Linked DNA regions of Homo sapiens: region 1 is linked to region 2. A link is a loop called in an ENCODE intact Hi-C map of the cell type or tissue named here. Cell type or tissue: heart right ventricle. All regions are shown on one strand. Each heading gives the region's core, and the rest is flanking DNA. Links, peaks and the distances in the headings are about the cores only. Region 1 has its middle 6.7 kb from the start of TSEN15. Region 2 overlaps COLGALT2 (collagen beta(1-O)galactosyltransferase 2).

Evidence for each region. A loop is a pair of places that touch in the nucleus more often than their neighbours do. Peaks named below come from ENCODE experiments on the same cell type or tissue, not always from the same donor. Only the 100,000 strongest peaks of a DNase experiment are listed, where the experiment ranks them.
Region 1: a loop joins it to region 2, with 2.4 times the contacts of the local background. A loop is called at or near these places in 25 of 110 quality-filtered maps.

The regions. Positions count from the first base shown.
Region 1 is chr1:184,041,170-184,048,848 of GRCh38, reverse strand. No RefSeq gene overlaps it. Among named protein-coding and RNA genes, the nearest start is that of TSEN15, 6.7 kb to the left of the region's middle. In heart right ventricle, for the core only: no CTCF peak of the experiment used is centred there; no DNase peak of the experiment used is centred there.
Region 2 is chr1:183,955,596-183,963,274 of GRCh38, reverse strand. All of the region lies in intron 6 of COLGALT2 (collagen beta(1-O)galactosyltransferase 2), which reads left to right. Among named protein-coding and RNA genes, the nearest start is that of COLGALT2, 78 kb to the left of the region's middle. RefSeq lists a silencer at 7,279-7,443. In heart right ventricle, for the core only: no CTCF peak of the experiment used is centred there; a DNase peak (open chromatin) is centred at 4,186; H3K27ac peaks cover 4,788 bases.

The sequences.
Region 1 (7,679 bases), core at 1,606-6,605, 86 kb before region 2:
GCTAGATAAGAAACAACGAATGAAATCCCCCCTGAGTATATTGGATTTAATCAAATTCATTGTAATCTGGCACTTGCTGAACTCATTTCCCAATGATATCCTGAGCCAGATCATTTTATTCCTACAAAAATCTGTAATGTCTAGCCAGAGACATATTAATTCAGTAAGAGTCTCGAGGAAATGCGAACACTAAATTGTGATGTGAATCTCTAGTGTGGAAAGAAAATTTAAAAAAGAAGAAGAAAAGCTTTTACACAGTATTGTATGAGACAGTGATTCCAAGCTGAAAAATGTAGCCTAGCATTCTGGATCAGCTTTTCATTCATTGGTTGTAAGGAGGTTCACATATATCTTGTTCCTTTTTTTGTACACAAAACACACAATTTCCTATTCTCTGTGTTTCAAGAACAGAGAAAGATTCAAGAAAGAGAATGATTCAATATTGTAAAGATGGCAATTTCCTCCAAAGTTATTTACAGATTCTATCAATTCCAATTAAAATCCCAAAAAGTATTTTCTTAATACCTGATAAACTGATTCTGAAATGTGGGCATAAAGGGCCAAAAATAACCAAGACCCTTTTTGTGAACAAAAGGGAGAGAACTTACGAAGTTAAAGTTCTGAAATATAAATATCTTATAAAGATAAGGTTTTAAACAAAATTTAAATTCTTACAAAGATCTCTAATTACAAGTATGTGATATTGGCACATGGATAGGTAAAACCAATGAAGCAAAATAGGGAGCCAGGCAACAGACCCATACACATGTGGGCAGATGCAAGAAGGGAAGGAGAGAAGGGGTGATTGGCTACACGGTATAGGCAAACACTTTTAAATCTCTAGGAGAAAATATAAAAGAATATTTTATGACCCCAAGTTTAAGAGTGATTTCTTAAGACACAAAAAGCACAAACCATATGCTTCACTCATGTCCCTGTGAAGACACCACCAAACAGGCTTTGTGTGAGCAACAAGGCTGTTTATTCCACCTGGGTGCAGGTGGGCTGAGTCTGAAAATAGAGTCAGCGAAGGGAAATAGGGGTGGAGCCGTTTTATAGGATTTGGGTAGGTAAAGGAAAATTACAGTCAAAGGGGGTTGTTCTCTGGCGGGCAGGGGTCGGGGAGGGGGGGGTCACAAGGTGCTCAGTGGGGGAGCTTTTGAGCCAGGATGAGCCAGGAGAAGGAATTTCACAAGGTAATGTCATCAGTTAAGGCAGGAAGAGGCCATCTTCACTTCTTTTGTGATTCTTTAGTTATTTCAGGCCATCTGGATGTATATGTGCAGGTCACGGGGAATATGATGGCTTAGCTTGGGCTCAGAGGCCTGACAATATGGAAAAAATTTGGTAAATTTAACTGTATCTCAGTTAAGAATTTCCAACACTAAGAGAGTGGAAGGAAAATGACATCTGTAACACACAATTGAAAGAAAAGATACCCAGAATATATACAGAACTCCTAAAAATCAATTAGGAAACAAAACAAAACACTCCTTAGGTTAAAAAAAAGAAAGTAAACAGAAAAAAAGACATAAAAGGCCAGCAAACATAACTTGATGTTCAGCAACATTGATTGAGTGAGAAAATGTAAATTGAGGCAAGAAGATACCATAATACACCTATCAGATTAGCAACAAAAGCCAAGAGTTGGCAGAAAAGTAGACCAAAGGGAAGATGCACAAATCCTATGATCCAACAATTCTAATCCCAGGTATATATTCTAGAGCAATATTTTTAAATGAAGTGCCAGGACCTGTTAGTGGTTGTGAAATACACTAGTTATTTTAGTTATGTTAGTGGTTAGTGGGTTGAGTACAGTTTTCAAAAAGTAATTATTTAAAACACACATAGAGTTTCAATCAACAACTTGAATGAATCTCATAAAAACTAAAAACCTAATGTATAGTCAAAATGTTAGTTATAGAAGCGTATATAAGATATTTGATTTGTTTAAAATTCTAATATAGCAGCTGTATTTATAATAGCCCAGAAGTGGAAACAACCCAAATGTCCCTCAGCTGATGAAAATATAAAGTAGTATGTTCATACAGTGGAATATTATTCAGCATTAAAAAGGAATAAAGTACTCATGCTACAACATCAATGGACCTTGAAAACATAGTAAGTGAAAGAAGCCAATCACAAGGGGTCACATATTGTAGAATTCCATTTATGTGTAATGTCTAAAGTAGGTAAATCTATAGAGACAGAAAGTAGATTAGTGAGAGAGTAGCACGAGCTGGGAGACATAAGGATTGATCACTAATGAGTATAGGTTTCTTTTTGTGGTGATAAAAATGTACTAAAATTGATTGTGATCGTGTTGCATAACTATGAATACACTAAAAACCTTTGCATTGTGTACTTTAAATAGGTGAATTGTATGGTATTTGAAGAAAAATTCAAATGCAGGCAAAACTAACACACATTTAGGAGATGTACCAGAGTTCTCCAGAGAACAGAACCAAAAAGAGAGAATGAGATTGATTTTAAGGAATTGGCTCATGTGATTGTGGGGGCTTGAAAACCTGAAATCTGTGGAAGGCAGGCTGGCAAGTTGGAGACCCAGGAAAGAGCTTATTTTGCAGTCTTGAGTCCAAGGGCAATCCAGAGTCAGAATTCCTTTTTTCATGGAGAATCCCATTCTTTTAAGGCCTTCAACAGATGGGATGGCAACCCACATTATGAAGCGTAATCTGCTTTACTCAAAGTCTACTGATTTAAATATTAATCACATTTGAAAAATATCTCACAGCAATATCTAGACTGGTTTGACCAAGAAACTGGGCACCCTAGTGTAGTGAAGTTGACCCGTAAAATTAACCATCACAGGAGGTAAAGTTCTAAACAAAATGAAGAGACTGATTAACACAAAATTCAGTCTAGTACTTATCTCTGGGGAATGGAACAAAGCATTGTGACAAGAAGGGACTCAGGGCTTCAGAGTTAATGGTCATGTTCTGTTTCTCAAGGTGGGTGCTGGGTATATGGATATCCATTTTATTAGTAGTATTTAAATTAATGTATTAGTTTATGGATTATATCTGTTAGTTTATATTTCATGTTTATTAAATATTTTTATTAAAATTTTTCTAATATCTAGAGTACAAAGTGATAGTAAGTTAGGCAATTTCTATAAGTAAACAGATGCATATATGCAACCTTAAATAATGCCTGGCTTTGTAAATATGAAAAGACATCAAAAGCAATCCATGGTCCAAAAAATATCCCATGTCTATCTCTAGATATTTAGTCAACATCTGCTATCAACATGGATATTGAGTCTCACTGAAGAGGACTGAGTACAAACCCACATTGAAAATGTGCAAATTAAAAATGCCATATTAAAATTACCCCAAAATGTTAATGGTTGTGGTGGAGTAGTGGATCATGAGTGATTTTTTTCTTTTTTTCCCCCATTTTCAACATTTTTTAAAGTTCTATAGTAAAATAGACTTTAATAAATCATTGAATTTTAGAGCCTTTGGCCTAGAAGGGCTAATACAACACTCCACATTCATGTTAAAATATATCTTACGGCTTATTTACCTTGCTTAAATGTCCCTCCCTGCTTTCTTCTATTCCTCTCTCCTTCTCCCTCTCTCTGTCCTTTCTTCCTTCTTTCCTTCCTTCTTCTCCTCCCCATCTAAAACATCCAGTACAACATTAAACAGACGTAATGAGATCTGACATTCTTATCTTGTTTCTGATCACAGGAGGAACACTCAGTCTTTCACCATTAAGGATGATGTTAGCTGGGGGCTTTTTGTAGATGCTGTTTATTACGTTGAGGAAGTTCCCTTCTATTCCTATATACTGAGAATTTTTATGAGGAATTCATGTTGGATTCATAAATGCTTTCTCTGCATTTCTTGAGATGATCATATGATTTTTCAAGTTTGTTAATAAATCACATGGATTGACTTTTTCTTATTTTCTTATTGTGGTAAAATACATATAACAAAAAATTTACTATTTTAAGTGGTATTAAATACATTCATAATGTTGTGCAACTATTACTCATATCCATCTCCATGACTCTTTTATCTTTAAAACTGAAACATATACCCATTAAACAATAACTCCCCATTTCCCCTACCCCCATCCCCTTGGCAACCACCATTCTATTTTGTCTCTGTAATTTTGACTAACTACCTTATATAAGTTGAATCATACAATATTTGCCTTTAAAAATTGGCTTATTTCACTTAGCATAATGCCCTCAAAGTTAACATGTTGTAGCATATGTCAGAATTTCCTCCCTTCTTGAGACTGAATACTATTCCACTGTATGTATATACCACATTTTGCTTTTCCATTCACTAATCAATAGGCACCTGGTTTGCTTCCATATTTTAGCTATTGTGAATAATGCCACTGTGAACATGGGTGCACAAATATCTCTTTGAGACTTTGCTTTCAATTTGTTTGGGTATATAGCTAGAAGTAGAAGTGTTAGATTATATGGTAATTATATTTTTAATTTCTTGAACTGTCATACTGTTTTCCACAGCAGCTGTACCATTTTACATTCCCACCAACAGTGCACAATGTTCCAATTTTTCTACACCCTTGCCAACATTTGTTATTTTCTGTGTTTTTCTAGTAGCCATCCTAATGAGTGTGAAGTGATAAATCTTATAGTTTTGAATTGCATTTCCTAAGGATTAGTGATGTTGAGAAACTTTTCATGTGCTTATGGCCATTTGTATATCTTCTTTGGAGAAATGTTTATTCAAAGTCCTTTGCCCATTTTAAAGAAATGATTATATATAAAATTGTATAAAACCGTATAATTTTCTAGCTTTCTCTGTTACTACTTCCCATCCTATCTCCCAGCCATGCCCTGTTCATTGTATCTCTCAAGTGTGTCATACTGTTTCATTCCTTGCTCCTGCAGTTCCATCTACCTGGAATTCCCATCTCTTTCCCCTTCTGTCTTCCTTTTCTTAGTCCATGCTACTCATTTTTCTTTTCTTATATTTCGAATCAAATTATATTTTTTTCAGCTTTTAAGTTCAGCAGTACATGTGCAGATTTGTTACATAGGTAAACTTGTTTCATGGGGGTTTTTGATACAGAGTATTTCATTACCCAGGTATTTAACCTAGTACCCATTACTTATTTTTCCTGATCCTCTCTCTCCTCCCACCTTCCATGCTCCAATACGCCCCAGTTTGTGTTGTTCCCCTCTATGTGTCCATGTGTTCTCATCATTTAGTTCCCACTTATAAGTGAGAACATGTGGTATTTGGTTTTCTGTTCCTGCATTGGTTTGCTTAAGGATAATGGCATCCAGCTCCATCCATGTCCCTGTAAAAGACATTATCTCATTCTTTTTTATGGCTGCATAGTATTCTATGATGTGTATGCACCACATTTTGTTTACCCAGTCTATCATTGATGGGCATTTAGGTTGATTCCATGTCTTCATTATTGTGAGTAGTGCTGCAATGAACATACACGTGCATGTGTCTTTATGATAGAATGATTTATATTCCTTTGGGTATATAACCAGTAATGGGATTACCTGATCGATGGTCTTTAGGACTTTGAGGAATTGCCACACTGTCTTCTACAATGGTTCAACTAATTTACACTCCCACCAACAGTGTATAAGCGTTTTTTTTTTCTCCACAACCTTGCCAGCATGTTATTTCTTGACTTTTTAGTAGCCATTCCGATGGTGTGAGATGGTATCTCATTGTGGTTATCCTATAATTCTCAGCCTATCACAGCTGCCCCAGAGGCATTTATTTCCTCCTCTTCTTCGCTGTGGTTTTTACTTGAACTTCTCCAATAATCAATGATGTTGAGCTTTCCTTCATATGATTGTTGTCCACATCTATACCTTCTTTTGAAAAGTATCTGTTCGTGTCCTTTGCCCACTTTTTAATGGAGTTGTTTGGTTTTTCCCTCTTGTAAATTTGCTTAAGTTCCTTTTAGATACTGGATATTAGACCCTTGTCAGATGCATAGTTTGCAAAATTTTTCTCCCATTCTGTAAGTTGTCTGATTACTCTATTGATAGTTTCTTTTGCTATGCAGGAGCTCAGTTAATTAGATCCCATTTGTCAATTTTTGTTTTTGTTGCAATTGTTTTTCACATCTTCTTCATGAAATCGTTGCCAGTGCTCATGTCCTGAATGATATTGCCAAGGTTGTATTCTAGGGTTTTTAGAGTTTTGGGTTTTACATTTACATTTATAAGCCATCTTGAGTCAATTTTTGTATCTGGTGTAAGGAAAGGGTCCAGTTTCAAGCTTCTGTGTATGGCTAGCCGATTATACCAGCACCATTTATTGAATAGAGAATCCTTTCCCCATTGCTTGTTATTGTCAGGTTTGTCAAAGATCAGGTAGCTGTAGGTGTGCAGTCTTATTTCTGGGTTCTCTGTTCTGTTCCATTGGTCTATGTGTCTGTTTTTGTACTAGGATCATGCTGTTTTGGTTACTCTAGCCCTGTAGTATAGTTTGAAGTTGGGTAGCGTGATGCCTTCAGCTTTTTTCTTTTTGCTTAGGATTGCCTTGACTATTTAGCCTCTTTTTTGTTCCATATGAATTTTAAAATAGTTTTTTTCTAGTTCTGTGAAAAATCTCAATGGTAGTTTAGGAATAGCATTGAATCTGTAAATTGCTTTGGGTAGTATGGCCATTTTAAAAATATTAATTCTTCCTGTCCATGCATGCTACTTATTTTTCAATGCTCAATTCAAAGACATCTCTTTAATTAAACATTTCCTAGCTATCTCCACTTCCCCACTTCCTTACTTATGCTCCTTTTTCCATCATAAGACATAAAATGACTTATAGCATTTGTGCATTTATATGACACATCTTATTTATTCATGCATTTCCAGCAACTATATCTTGGCACAGAGTAGGCATTGAGCAAGTGTTTGAAGGAATGAGTTAATATAATTTAAGGGATGCATCTATTCTTAAATGAGACGTAGAAGTGTAGTTTACATTTGTATAAACTTGTTTTGAATTGGAAAACATTCCTCCGTAGTGACTATTCTATAGCTCTTGGATGCAGCCAGAGCATAGACAAAACTTTGACACTGACGTAGTTTAATTTTAGCCTTTCCCACCTCAGTCACTGCTCTTTTTCTCCCTTAATATTAATTCCCTTCCTAGGACCCAGAGTCCTCGGGCCTACGTATCAGAAATCCATAAAACTTGCTTTGTCACCAAAGAGACCCATGCTTCAAATTAGGATCCCATTCAGTTCCCTTTATCAAAACTTCTTATAGGCCATTTCAGTTTAGGTGATAAGATTTAAAAATCTGATTGAATTAAAAAGATATCATCTAATGCTCCTCTCTCAAGGATTTTCATGTTGAAATTGGCAGAATTGTCAATTCAAGTACATTTTACATTGTAGGATTTTAGGATGGATCAGAAAAGCGAGTAAAACAAACCAGGTAGTGAAAGAAAGATATTTCAGTACAGAAGAAAGAAGCCTGGATAATTCAGCCAAGAGACTCTTTCTGCCAACTATGGCCCAGCAGGACTTACGAGGGGCTGGCCACTTTCTCCCTGTTTTTCCAAGGGAGAAGCATTCAAATATTCAACACTCAAATGATTGGCATTTAGCAATTTCATAAATGTTTGTTGAATGAAAAAATGAGGCAAGCATTTAAAACTTTTTTACCTAGGAAGGAATTGATGTTCAAA
Region 2 (7,679 bases), core at 1,616-6,615:
TAACTTGCCCTAGATCATTCTGCTAAACAAATGACAGATTGGGATTTGAACCCATCTTGCTATCTCCAAAGTTCATGTCCTTAAACACTATTGTTATTGCCTCTGGGTCTGGCATGATGCATGAATTGCTGTGCTCAGTCATCAGTAGCTATGCTTTTTATTATGTGTGATGTACAATGGTGGCTAAAAGAGAAAGTAACCAATCCACCTAACCTAGGGGAAGATGTTGAAATGGCTTCCCAAAGCAGGGACTATTTTCTGTTATTCATCAGTAGAGCACGGGGGTGTGAACGTGGGCAGTGGAGGTGGTTAGGGAGGAACAGCAGAAACTGAGGCTAGAAAGTGGGCAGGAGCCCCGCCAAGAGGCTCTGATGTATAAGAAGGCATTTGGGCTTCAGCTGAAAGGACAGGCACGCTCAAAAAGATTTTAGCACAGAAATGTCAGGTTGAATTTGGATTTAGAAAGGTCACTCTACAGGTAAGAAAAGTGTAGGTGGAGCATGCATGGGATGCATGGGCAGTGGCTGCTGGTCTCAGGCCAGGGGTGAAGAGACCACTTTGGACATTTCACGGCTACTGGGCAAAAGGTGGTGAGGACCTGAGCTAGAGCAGTAACAGTGGGAATGGAGAGGAAGGAACAGAAGCTTAGGACATAGGCTTGAAAGGACATAGCCAAGAGTTGATTGTAGGTAGATGAGCAAAAGGGAGGCATAGAGAAAACTCCCAAGTTCTGTCTTGAGTGTCTGGGGGTGATTTTAGGAACTTTAAATGGAATAGGGCATGTAGCATAAAGGAGAGGTTTGAAAAGAGAGACCATGGCTGGCATGGTGGCTCATGGCTGTAATCCCAGCACTTTAGGAGGCTGAGGCAGGTGGATCACCTGAGGTCAGGAGTTCAAGATCAGCCTGGCCAACATGGTGAAACCTGTCTCTACTAAAAATACAAAAATAAGCTGGGCATGGTAGTGCACATCTGTAGTCCCAGTTACTCGGAAGGCTGAGGCAGGAGAATTGCTTGAACCCAGGAGGCAGAGGTTGCAGTGAGCCAAGATCGCGCCATTGCACTCCAGCCTGAGTGACAGAGTGAGACTCCATCTCAAAAAAAAAAAAAAAAAAAAAAAGAAAGAGAAAAAGAAAAGAAAAGAAAACAGAGACCATGAGTTTATTTTTAGATCCATTGAGTTGTCTATGAGTATCTGCTTCCCACTCCCTTGCTCCTACACTATAAATTCCTTTTTCATCATATTAGTCTCAGGACCTAGCACATTGTCTGTCACGTGGTAGATGCCCAGCAAATATTTGTTAAATGACTGAATGAATGATGATGAAATGATGAAATAAGGAGCTGGTTCACTGTGACAGTATTTCTTGAACCAGCCCTCAGGAATCTCCTTTGCGAATTTCTTTAATACATACTTTTTCTGCCACTTTCCCTATGTTCTAGGCCCTAAAGGATATGGGTGGCATCTTATTGCTTTGTATTCCAAGCACCTAGCACAGTGCGTGGCATGTAGTTGTTACCAAAAAAAATCTGCTGAATGCATGAACAAATGAGCAAATGAATGAATGAAAACTGTATTGACAAGGGCACTGAACCCAAAGCGAGAATAATGGGCTTGAACTTAGACACTGTCGCTTTTGAAGGGAGAATCAGATTTCAGGACTTCAGTTTCTTCATCTATAGAGTGATTTTGCAATGTTGAGAAGAGCAAATAAAAGACTATATCAACTCCATAAAATAATGAGGTGTTGCTATTATTATGACTCCATTTACCTCTCGATAAAGTGCTGTCCCTTATTATCCCTGTTTCATGGCTCTCGGTCTCGACTCCCAAGTAGGGAGAGTCTCTCTGGCCTCAGAGAGAGGCCAGCCAGACCTTATGTTCTCTTGTTTTCTCCCACAGGGCTGAGAGTATAAGCTCTCAGTACACAGAAATGCACGTGTCATCAATAAAGATTTTAATGATTGTAAATTACAAATATGCACACTACCATGCTAGCCAGGTAGAGTTCATTTGAGAAGAACCTGTAAATTATAGCTTTCATCATTGATCTCCCAACACATGCCACCTCTAGTGCTAAGCACTTTACATATCGCATTTTATTTCATTCTTATACTTACCTTCTGTCCTGAATTCTAAAAATATAGAACACAATAGGAGTAAGAAAATGTTGGAAAAATAAAATTTTGAGGTGTATAATGAAGAAATATGGCCTAGAAGTCCGTGTAAGATTGATAAAAAGTTGGTAATGACAAAATCCTATCAGTCAAGTATCCTTCTCTAATAAAAGATTAACTAGGTGTTAAAAACACTTTGCATAGTGCCTAGAACCCAATAAGCAGTAAATAAATGGCTGCTAATAGTGTTGTTAGACTATACTGATTGAAGAATAGGAACGGGGTGTCCAATATTTTGACTTCCCTGGGCCACACTGGAAGAAGAAAGATTGTCTTGGGCCACACATAAAATATACTAACACAACAATAGCTGATGAGCTAAAAAAAAAATCACAAAAAGAATCACATAGCGTTTTAAGAAAGTTTACAAATTTGTATTGGGTCACATTCAGAGCAATCCTGGGCCACATGTGGCCTGCGGGCCATGGTTGAACAAGCTTGCATTAGTATATGCATTTTGTTCATGAGCAAACATAGAATGCCTGTAATGTATGCGTCTTCTCTGAAGGTACTAGGGATTCAAAACATTTTATGATCAATTCTCTGTTTTCAGGTATGTATGATTTAATAGGAGAAACAGACAGATGTTAAAAAAACACTAACAACACAGTATAGCATTTTGAGAAAGGAGAAAATATCAAAGAAATAGGAATTTGGGATAGAGAGAGATTGCTATGGCCTGTGTGATCCAGGAGAGCCTCAAGTCCTAATCGTTCTTAGGCTAAGCTTGGGTACAAGTGTAAAATTTAAACAAGAAGAGTGGTATGGTGAGGACACTACAGGCAGAGGAAACAGACCAAGAAAAGACGAAGTATTCTCATGCTGAAGGAGAGCTGACTTAAAACAGTAGGCAGAAATAAAGTTCGAGAGGGTGGAGTGGCTTCATTGTTGTAGTCCTTGAATTCTTCTTCAGCTAAAGAAGAATTCCTATCTTAAGGAGCCAATGAAGGTGTTAGAAGAGATAATCAGGCTGTAAGGATTTATTCAACACATACTGTACCCCGCAGATTGTTCAAGATGCTGGGCATAAAGCAGTGAACAAAACAGGCAGAAGCCCTGCCATCAGGGAACTTATATTCTAACACAGAGAGTTAGACAATAGACAATATATCTGGGAAGCAGCCATATGAATATTTGGGTGAAGAATGTCTCAAGTGGAAAGAACAGCACATGTAAAGACTGTTAGACAGGAAAAGCTTGGGGGTGTTCCAGGGACAAAAGGCCAGCATGATTGGGGCATAAAGAATGAGTTGGGTCAAGGGAGATGAAGTAATGGAAGAAGAAATGTCCAGATCACACCGAACATTCTGGCCATGGTAAGGAATTTAGATTTTACTCCAAGAGTAATGGGAATCCGTGGAAGATGGGGTGGGGCAGAGGGGGCATGGCCTGAAGTGACTTGTGCATTTAGAAGGATCATTTGGGCTGTGGTGAGGATACTAGATTGTAGGGGACCAGTACCTCTCTCCTGGTGGGACATGATGGTGATTGGGATGTGAGCTCTAGCAAGGAGTTGATGAGAAACAGACAGGTTGAGGATATATTTTGGTGGTGGAGCAACAGGACTTACAGAGACCTGAATGCAGTCCATGAAGGAAAGAAAGGAATCAAGATGAGTCCAAGATTTTAGCCTGATATGCCATTTACTGAGATGGGAAAGACTTTATAGAAAAAGACTGGGGGTTGGGGAGCTAGTTTTGGTCACGTAAGTTTAAGATATTTAATAGGCATCTAAATAGAAAGGCAGAAGATAGTTGGATATATAAGTCTGGAGTTCAGGGAAGAAACTCCAGCTAGAGACAGATATTTGAGAATCATCAGCATCAGAAGGATATTTGAAGCTGTGGAACAGTCTGAACTCATGTAGTAAAAGAACACAGGATGAGAAGAGGACAGATCCCTGGGGAAGACAAAACAGCCAGAGAGCTAGGAGGAAAAATTGAGAAGTGTTTCAAGACGGAGCCAAGATGCTGCTGAGAAGCCAAGGAAAATAAGGATAAAGAATTGGTCATTGGTTCTGTCAAGAGAGAGGTCTGTGATGACCTTGACATGGGCCACTTCAGTGCAATGATGAGAACACAAATCCATTCAAGTGGACTGAAGAGAAGCCAATGGGGAGATGAGAAAGCTGAATCTTGATGGGATGGGGAAATGGAGAAATCCGATGGAGGCTGTTGGGGGTAAGAGGTCAAGGGAAAGGTTTTTCTGGTTAGGTTGTTTGTACTGTTTTTTTAAAAAAATAGAAATATAACAGTATGTTTTATGCCAGTCACAAGGATCCAGTATATAAGGAGATCTTGATGATGTAAAAGAGAAGGTAATTATAAGGTGAAAACAAGAGGGTTTTTGTCCTGGGTTGCAGCCCAGAACAATATTGCAGAGGCTATACTAGATAGAAACTTCATCTACTGTGGCAGATGGGATGGCAGAATGTATTGATACACATGCAGTTTGGTTTGTGGACTTGAGGTGGATTGAAAAGGTAGATCTAATTTGATTTTGAATATTTTCTTTCTGAAGTATATAGGCCAGTCAGTCATGAGCTAGACAGAGATTTTGGAGATTTTAGGAGAGAGAAGACAAAAGATACAATCTCTCAAAGAGTGGGAAAATAAATTTACTATGAAAGGACACTTACATCATTTGGTGGTGTCAAGTGCCAATTTGACATCTGTGATTGTAGCTTTGAAGTGACTCAGTCAACACAATTGTGTATGTTTCTCCCAGTAGTCCTCTTGGTGCTGAGTAAGTGGGCAATGGGTTTAACCAGGATTAGGGTTTTATCAGGCATCAGTGGACGAGAATTGAAAATCTTGTGAAGGGGATGGTCAGGGAATTTCTGAATTGTAGACTGGAGTTTTAGAAATCAGAGTTGAAGAATTTGAGTGAGGTGGGAGAAGGGTTATGACGACAATGACTAACACTTATTAAAAGCACTGTGCCCATCTCTTTTCATGTGATAACTCATTTAGTACATTAGAAGCTGCACAGAGAATTTGGGGATGTGCTGCCTTCGGGAGATGAATGACAGGAGGCCAGATCTTATAAAGATGTTAGATTTAAATGGTCTATAAAGCATGAGGAGATTACTCTTGCAAATTACAGCATAAGGTGATAGGAAGTCTCAGGTACCTGCTCTCAGTATTGACATTTTGAGACAACAGTACATCATGTAAAAATTATTAAGATAATTGGACTTGAAGTTATGTCTAAAACTGAGTTCCAGCTCTGCCAATCACTCAGTATTTGACCTTGGACAAGTCTACATCTGGCTTGGTCTCAGTTTCTTTATTTGTAAAAAAAAAAAAAAAAAAAAAACCACCACAAAAAAGTGAAGATAAAATTACATGGTGACTATGAAAACACCTAGCAACCTGTTAAGCCCTTAAATATAGTGTTGAGTGTGACTGTTACAGTTGAGAACAGAGCTGTGCGGCGGAAGATTATTTTGACAACAGTGAGCATGATTAATTAGAATAGGAAAGACTGAGAGCATGTAAGTGTTTGAAAAAAATCAAAAACAGCCCAGGCATAGTGGGTAAGGACCCAAGCTAGGCTGCAACAATGGAAGAAGTTCAGGAGAAATTATAGAGAAGAAGCGGTAGGATTTGATCCAAGTACAATCTATCATGTACTATTCCAGACATGACTGGGCTTAAATGAGCTACTCTGGACCCAGCCCAGTTGCCTGGTTGGCTAATACCAGTGGCCACCAAGGACTAGCTCTGGGGATGATGTGGAATGGGAATTAAGAGCTCCGGTAAAGGAGTAGGACCTAGGTTCAAATACCAGCTCTATCAGCTCTGTGATCTTGGGCAAGTTATTTAATGTTTGTTTCCTTGTCTATAAAAATAGAGACACTCATACATATCCCATGGTACATGTGAACATTAAATATATGTGATTATATATGTCAAGTATATATGTGACATATATATATATCACTCACAGAACTCTGGGTTCTGTGAGTGATAAGACCTCTGTAACAATGGCTGTAATTATTCACATTAGATCTTGAAACTATCCCGAAAGCAATGAAGCCCATTGTCCCAAGTGGCAGTACAGGGAAGGATTATTTCCAGGAAGGGATTTAATGAGAGACCAGATCAATTATGAAAGATGGAGTCAGAAATGACTACAAACAGAAGCCAGGATATACCTAACCTTCAAGTCTGTTGTCAGCAAAGATACATCCTTCTCCCCACAGACTAAGTTTCTTAGGTCTGACTCACTGTATCACTTCCTGTTTTCCTCTGTGGCTTACTGCTGCCTTCAGTGGCAAAACCCAAGCACACTTCTCTGATATTTTTGCTCAGTGATGACTTTCGGGAGCCAACCACTTGTGGCTTTTTTTTTGCAACACTTGTCCTGTGAATGCAATGACTGCCTATGTTTGATGGAAACAAAGTGGCTAAAAGCAGTCTCTTTGGCTGAAATGTTAAAGCCACACAGGCCATGTGAGTCCAAAGGAGACCAGCAGCCTAGAATGGGTAACTCAAAATATAACATCTTCCCAAGTCTCAGGCCCCAGGAGGGAGAGTGAGACAGCTCCTCAGACAATATCATGAACAGGAGGAAGCTGGTACATTAAGCTTCTTTCTCTTAAAAACCTAACCGTGTACCTGGTGGACCCTCCCTATTGATTTTAAAAGAAACTAATAAGGAGTGGAGTGGAGCAGAAAGGACCAGAATATTCTCGGCTGCTATTGGGAAGACAAAGACATGCACTGCATATGCACAGAAATATGACTGTAAGTGTCAAGTTTGAAGTAATGAGACCAGCTCTTGTGTTTGGCCTAAGAACTCTGTCTCACTACGTTCTAGAATTTCACATCATTCGCCAATAAGTAAAATTGGATGTCAGGATTTCTCTATAATATTTCAGTGAAGTTAAACAGATCATACCCTTTGGACAGTATCTCAGGATGGGCAAAGTTATGCTGGAATATAAAAATCTGATTGGCTTCATACAACAATGGCTTATTTCTTGCTATCCAAGTCTGCAGAGCAGGTGTCTTTCCTGGGAGCTGCCCTTCATGTGTTGATGCAATGTTCCAGGCTGCTTCCAATTCACATCTGCTATCCATATCCACACATGCCGCTATGAGCACAGTGGTGGGACCAAGGGCAGTGTCGGGGGAGCCCTTGGAGAGTGGAGCAGCAGCACCACACTATAAACTTTCCCCAGAAAGTCATATAGCCCTGAGTAACTTCAAGGGCAAGAGAGTGTATTCCTCTCCTGTGCCTGGAATAGAGGTGAACAGATACGTTACAGTAGTCATGGCCATTACCCATAGTTCTTTCAACAACCCAGTTACCAGCTATCATTTTAAATTTTCTTTGTATTATCCCTTTAAGGAAAATCAAATGAGGACTTTGAATTTGTATAATACTAAACATTCTTCGAGGACTTTGAATTTTTATAATACTAAACATTCTTCAAGGCCTTTTCAGGTTTCTTAACCAATATTACTTCCAAACTTTAAAATACATAGTTTGCA